2 separate regions of the Homo sapiens genome follow, and region 1 is linked to region 2. A link is a loop called in an ENCODE intact Hi-C map of the cell type or tissue named here. Cell type or tissue: endothelial cell of umbilical vein. All regions are shown on one strand. Links, peaks and the distances in the headings refer to the core of each region. The heading gives the core; the rest is flanking DNA.

What was found. Peaks named below come from ENCODE experiments on the same cell type or tissue, not always from the same donor. Only the 100,000 strongest peaks of a DNase experiment are listed, where the experiment ranks them.
Region 1: a loop joins it to region 2, with 2.0 times the contacts of the local background. A loop is called at or near these places in 1 of 110 quality-filtered maps.

What each region holds. Positions count from the first base shown.
Region 1 is chr2:190,678,730-190,681,658 of GRCh38, forward strand. All of the region lies in intron 6 of NAB1 (NGFI-A binding protein 1), which reads left to right. Among named protein-coding and RNA genes, the nearest start is that of NAB1, 31 kb to the left of the region's middle. RefSeq lists an enhancer at 9-58. In endothelial cell of umbilical vein, for the core only: a CTCF peak has its summit at 1,762 (motif pointing left); no DNase peak of the experiment used is centred there; H3K27ac peaks cover 10 bases.
Region 2 is chr2:190,333,472-190,336,400 of GRCh38, forward strand. No RefSeq gene overlaps it. Among named protein-coding and RNA genes, the nearest start is that of INPP1, 8.7 kb to the right of the region's middle. In endothelial cell of umbilical vein, for the core only: no CTCF peak of the experiment used is centred there; DNase peaks (open chromatin) are centred at 510 and 1,200; H3K27ac peaks cover 1,592 bases.

The DNA.
Region 1 (2,929 bases), core at 242-2,741, 350 kb after region 2:
TACGCTGCTACTAAGCTTGTTGAAAAGAAAGCTGGTCTAATTTGACGTAGACTCTTCCCCTCTGGATCAGAAAAAACAGAAGCATTACAATATGCTATTCATACAGAAAGTGTGATTAGAAAAAAGGAAAATGCACATGTGGGGTTGAGAACATCTGCTGTAACAAGTCATCTAGAGACAGCTAAGCAGTGGCTTTAAAGCAGCTTGCTAGTGTTCGGCAGAAAGGATGAGGAGGCATGGGGATGGAGACCAATGGGATGAGAGTAATTAGGTCATGCACCAGCCTCCGTCCCATAGCTTTTATTTTCTCAGTGATCAGACCCAGAGTCTCGTCAGCAAGGAAACACTGTGATTAATGGCATCAGCCAAAAATATGACATGGAGATAGATTGCTCATAGTATGGTGCAGCTAGCTGGTGCCTGGGAAACAAGCTTACGAGACATAACGAAATTGTGCACCACACATAATGTGAAAGAGACCAGTTTCTTGGGAATGTTCTTACTTTTATTTCTAAGTCATATATTTTGGGGACCTTAAATCTACTTTATGTGACATGCAGTGATAGCTACTCGATTTTGTAGTTTTTCCATCCACAGTGAACTGTCAAGACTGTAGGAGTAAATAATGACTAATGTGCTCAGTTGCAGAGAGATCACTGATTACTTTGGATAATTGTTATTTATTACTTATTTTAGGCTTTTATTTATCTTTATTAATGGTGGAATAGTGTCCATTTTCTAGCAACTTTCACATGTAGAGTTTGAGGTTCCCCCATCCAGCTTTTTCAGTATTCTCATGGTTGAATAATCCTGACTTTAGTGCCACCAGGTATTTGTATGGCAATGTGTACTTTTCCAAGGTTCACTTATTTGCGTTACTTTATTTAATCCCCACAAACTTCCAGTGGGCAGATACACAGGTGGTGTAATCCTAATTTAAAAATTTGGATCACTGGAAATAATGAGGTTTACTTTTTTGCCTGAGATCACACAGCTGGTTCCTAATGTGAAATGCCTAGATCATACCTTTCTCCTGCAAGTTCTTCCAGAAACAGTATTGAGGCATTGGGGCTCATGGGGATTCTGATTGGTGCACTCCACTCAGATTCTGCTGATGAACTGATAACCCTCTAATCTGGGTCTCCAGCCTTGATTTTACCCCAAGCTCCAAACTCACTGCCCCTGCTTACCTGGCTTATCTACACACGGAGGTCTCACTAGCAAATGAGCTCAACCGAATTCATCAGTGTTCTGGCCCCTCCCAGACCTCGTGATCTTGAGTTCCTTATTCTAGAGAATGTCATAACCAAACTCTCAGTTGCCTTATTTCTGCGGCACCTGCCACTGTCCAGGGCTGGGCCTTCACCAGCAGCCCTCTAACCAGTGTCCCTGTCACCACCCTGAACTCCCCTCCTCCGCGTACATTCTCCCCATCACATTCACATGTGATGGGCTTTCTGAAATGCAAATCCGATCAGTCTCTTCCCTGAGACTTTCAATGGCTTCTCTTTGTATTTAAGATAAGATCTAAAATTCTTAACATAGCTTACAAGGGCTTACAGAATCTGGCCCTGTGTTTCCACCTTCCCTCACCACTCCCTCTTTTTCAGTGTATATTGAATATTTTCCGGCTTCCCAGAGTGTGCCCTGTTCTTTTTGCCTCCAGGCATCTGTACCAGCTGCTTTCTTTTGGAACTCTCAGCCTAGACACCCTGGCCTCTGGGATGCCTGCTCTGCCACAGCGCCCTCTGCTGTGCTCTGGGTCTCCGTCCATTTCCCTCCCTGGACTGTGTTGTCAGGAGCGCCTGAGGCATGGCCATCTTGTTTGACGTTGTATTCCCATATTGAGTACAGTGTATGAATCAGCTGGGTGGATGCGACATTTTTGTTGAATGTATAAACACATGTTTCTAGATTTCCAGTGTTCTTTTCACTGAGATAGTTCCCCACGAATGTGCTTAATATTCTCTGGTTGATTTTAGTATTAAATGTTGAGTTCTTCCTTCTCTAAGATGTCTGTACTTTGTAATTGTCCATAAAATTTCTCTTTTTTCCCCAGTATGATGCTTTACTCTGATTAAATCTGGTGGCTTTTTGGATGAACTTAACAGATATCAGTAACAAACATTTATCAAGTAATTCCTATGGGCCAGGCACTGTGTTAAGTATTTTTCATGAATTTTCTGCTTCCTTAAAATGATTCTGCAAGTTAAGTACTATTGTTATCCCCATTTTATAGATGAGAAAATAGACACAGAGAGATGAAATAATCTACCCAGTATCACAGCAAATAAGTAGTAGAGTTGGGTTTTGAACTCTGCAAGTCATATAGTTAAAGCCCGTCCAGCTTATGAAAAACAGAGCTATAATTTCTGTTTATAGAAATGCCTGTGTTTTTGTGAGTTTCATAAAGGTAGTAACTCTGAATTTATGGACTGAGCATAGGCTTTGAAGCTAGCGTTGTAGCTGTAAAAAAAAGGAAACCCAGTCTTGTCTGTGATGAAGATTAAATGAAATAATGAACATAAAATATAGAACATAGGGACTGGTATATTGTAGACCCCTGGAAAATGATAACCGCTTATATTGAAGTTGTTCTAACTCTTCTACTAGCTTACCTCACTGAACTTGAGAACTTAAGCAGTTCCAGTGGGGTGGGGGTTTGCTAAAGAGAAAGTTGGATTTTTCAGTCTAAATAGAAAACTTATTTATAAGAAAACTGGAATGGCTAAGAAAAAGGGAACTTTGGATTTAGCTTGGACTGTATACACTTATATGAAGTTCATTTTAGCTTATTTTATGATTATGTTCCATACACATCTGTGAGCCAACATGGAAACCTAGAAGAGTGGCTATTTTCAACACTTCAAAAGTGCTAATTACATACTGGCCCATGATAAAGCTACATAGGACCATCTTAAGACGTTAA
Region 2 (2,929 bases), core at 230-2,729:
AAACACAGATCAAAAATACAATATTTGAGGGATGTGAAACCCGCCTATAAAGAGGGCTGAATTTTTGTACACACGGGTTCTGCTGAGTCAGCTGCTGGGCTTTAGGATGCTCGGATTTTGGTATCCACAGTGGGAGGAGTGTTGGAGATCCCGGAACCAAGCATCCCGTGGATATCAAGGGACGACTATATTTAACCTTTCTTCATAACCTTGTGGAAAGAGTAAAAGAAGGAAAAAATGTGTATGAGGGAGTAGGGGGGTAGGGGGAATGTTAGGAAGAAAGAAACTATGTGAACTAAGTTCAAAAATAACCGTGTGTGTTCTTTCTGATTTTCCAGTGTTTTCTTTCCATTTATAACAGTTCATTTGTGGAAACTCTAGATTAATCACAATAAGCAAACATTTCACTGTTGGCACATTCTATTACAAGACTTGTGAAAAGCATTTAGGATCAAATACTCAATACGTATGAAGGGATTTGAAAGTTAAAATTGTTTTTAAGTTGTGAGGTGTTAGGAGTAACAGTACAATCCCATTTTCCCAAATATATTTAAAATGTCTCTACAGTGTTAACTAAATGACACACCTTATATCACAGAAGGAAATTACTTAACAAATTCATAAGACAGTATAATCAGCATATGAGAAATCTACCTCTTCTTGTCTCCTCTTGCCTTTCCAGTCTCTTGTTGGCTTAAGTTTTTACCAGAATGATTTGGTAATATCAGGTGTGGAAGAGATAGAATGGGTGCGGTTTAGGAAAATAATTTGATTCTGTGTATTGGACATTTTAAAGAAGGCTCTTAAGGCTCAATTTTTAATGCTTAAGAAATTAAATGACTTTTAAATGCACTATTCCCTATGAAATTAAATACATACTCATACTTGCCACAAAATATCAAAAGATAGACTGCCAAAATATTCCAAAAATAAAGGTAGGCAAACTTGTTCGAAAGCAAAATACACAAAATGGGGTAAGCAATCAGGATGTAAATATTCAACATAGCAAAGTATGCAATAAAATCATTTTACAAACTAAAATGTATCAGGGAGGATCCAAGAATAAGTTGATTTTAGAGTGGTCTGTGGAAAACTAAAATAAACAAGAAAATATCTAGGGAAGTTTAAGAATGGGAGGAAATGAGTCATTGATAACATGCTTGCTCCAGAGGATAACCTTTGTACCAAACGGCAGAGAACTGACATCTAATCAGCAGAGGTTGGCCTTGGCAGTTTATGAAGGAACGTCCAGAGGGAGCACAGGAAAGGCAGTCCAATGATCCTTCCCTGAATTTTTTACTCTTCGATGTCAGGCTTTAATTCCCTTGAGATGGGGGAATTCAAATCCTAAGGATTCGTAAACTCCAAGGCTTTGGCATTTACTATATTTAACATCTGCGAATTTAGTAAACAACACTTCTGTGGAAAGGTAAGGGAAAAAAAAGATAATTTCCATTTTATGAAGTTTAACGTATATGCAGTTTGTGTGTGTATGCATATGTGTGTGTGGATAGAGTGTGGTAAAATAAAGATTAAAAACTCAAGGCCCAATGAAAGCTTTTAGAGAGATGCCTATATTCCCATGCCTTCATGACTGTAAATATATCCGCTATGACATACACTAGAAATTTATCCTTTGCTTTTCATATCTTATCTACTTGTATCACTCAGGACCACATTCTACTCCCACTAGTTTACATAGGTTAGTAACCTTGCACCGTACCTTAAAAACACTCAGAGTTTTAAATGTTCTATCACAAATGTTAAGGATTCCTTCCCTGAATCATAAATGTGCTTTGCTTTCATTATACAATCTTTTCTAAGGCAGGTATTAATGATTTATATTAGTTAATGATTTAAAAGGAACACAAAAATAAGATTGTGCAACATGGAGTTAGGAATCTCTTACAACTTTATCAGTTCAAGTCTGGTCCTTGTTGTGAGTCAACCACATTTTTAAACTACCTAATAGCCTATGGTCAAGTCATTTTTACATATGCCTAACAAAAGAGATATAGGTGACAAGTGCTGTAAAACTATTTTTTTTTTTTTTGAGACAGGACTTCACTCTGTTGCCCAGGCTGGAGTGCAGTGGCACAATTTCGGCTCACTGCAACCTCTGCCTCCTGAGTTCAAGAGATTCTCCCACCTCAGCCTCCCAAGTAGCTGGGACTACAGGCACATAACACCACACCTGGCTAATTTTTGTATTTTTTGTAGAAATTGGGTTTCACCATGTTGGCCAGGCTGGTTGGTCTCGAACTCCTAACCTCAAGGGATCCACCTGCCTTGGCCTCCCAAAGCGTTGGGATTACAGGTGTGAGCCACCACACCCGGCCTGCAAAACTTATTATAGTCCAGTGAACTACAGTCAACACCAATTTCAAGTTTCCAGTAGCTGATTTCAAGTTATGAGGTGGAGCAATGGCAAGCCCCACAGTGCTGATCCGTGTGACAATTGGTAACTTCAATTCTAGTTTGATGTGATTGACATGACTGAGGAAAGGATATGACTGAGTCCAGAAGGGTTGAGAGTTGCCTACTGACATTGCTACCATTCACCTTCCTTATTCTAGAGGTCTTGGCTAATGTGTCATTAAAAAACGTATTTCAAAGGAATACTTCATGACAATGAAGTGCTCATATGTGGTGATTAGACAACAGCTTACAAAACAATATGTTTAGTAATATTTGCAAAAACAATACATACGTACACACAGAGAGATGACTGGAAAGTTATACCCTGAAATGTTACAACTGTAGTACATAGAGTAGGTTTTATTTCCTTCTTTATACTTTTTCACATTTTTCAGTTTCCACAAATTTTTCTTCATAATGTGTTACTCTTTTATTTATTTATTTATTTTTACTTTAAGTTCCGGGATACATGTGCAGAATGCGCAGGTTTGCTAAATAGGTATATGTGTGC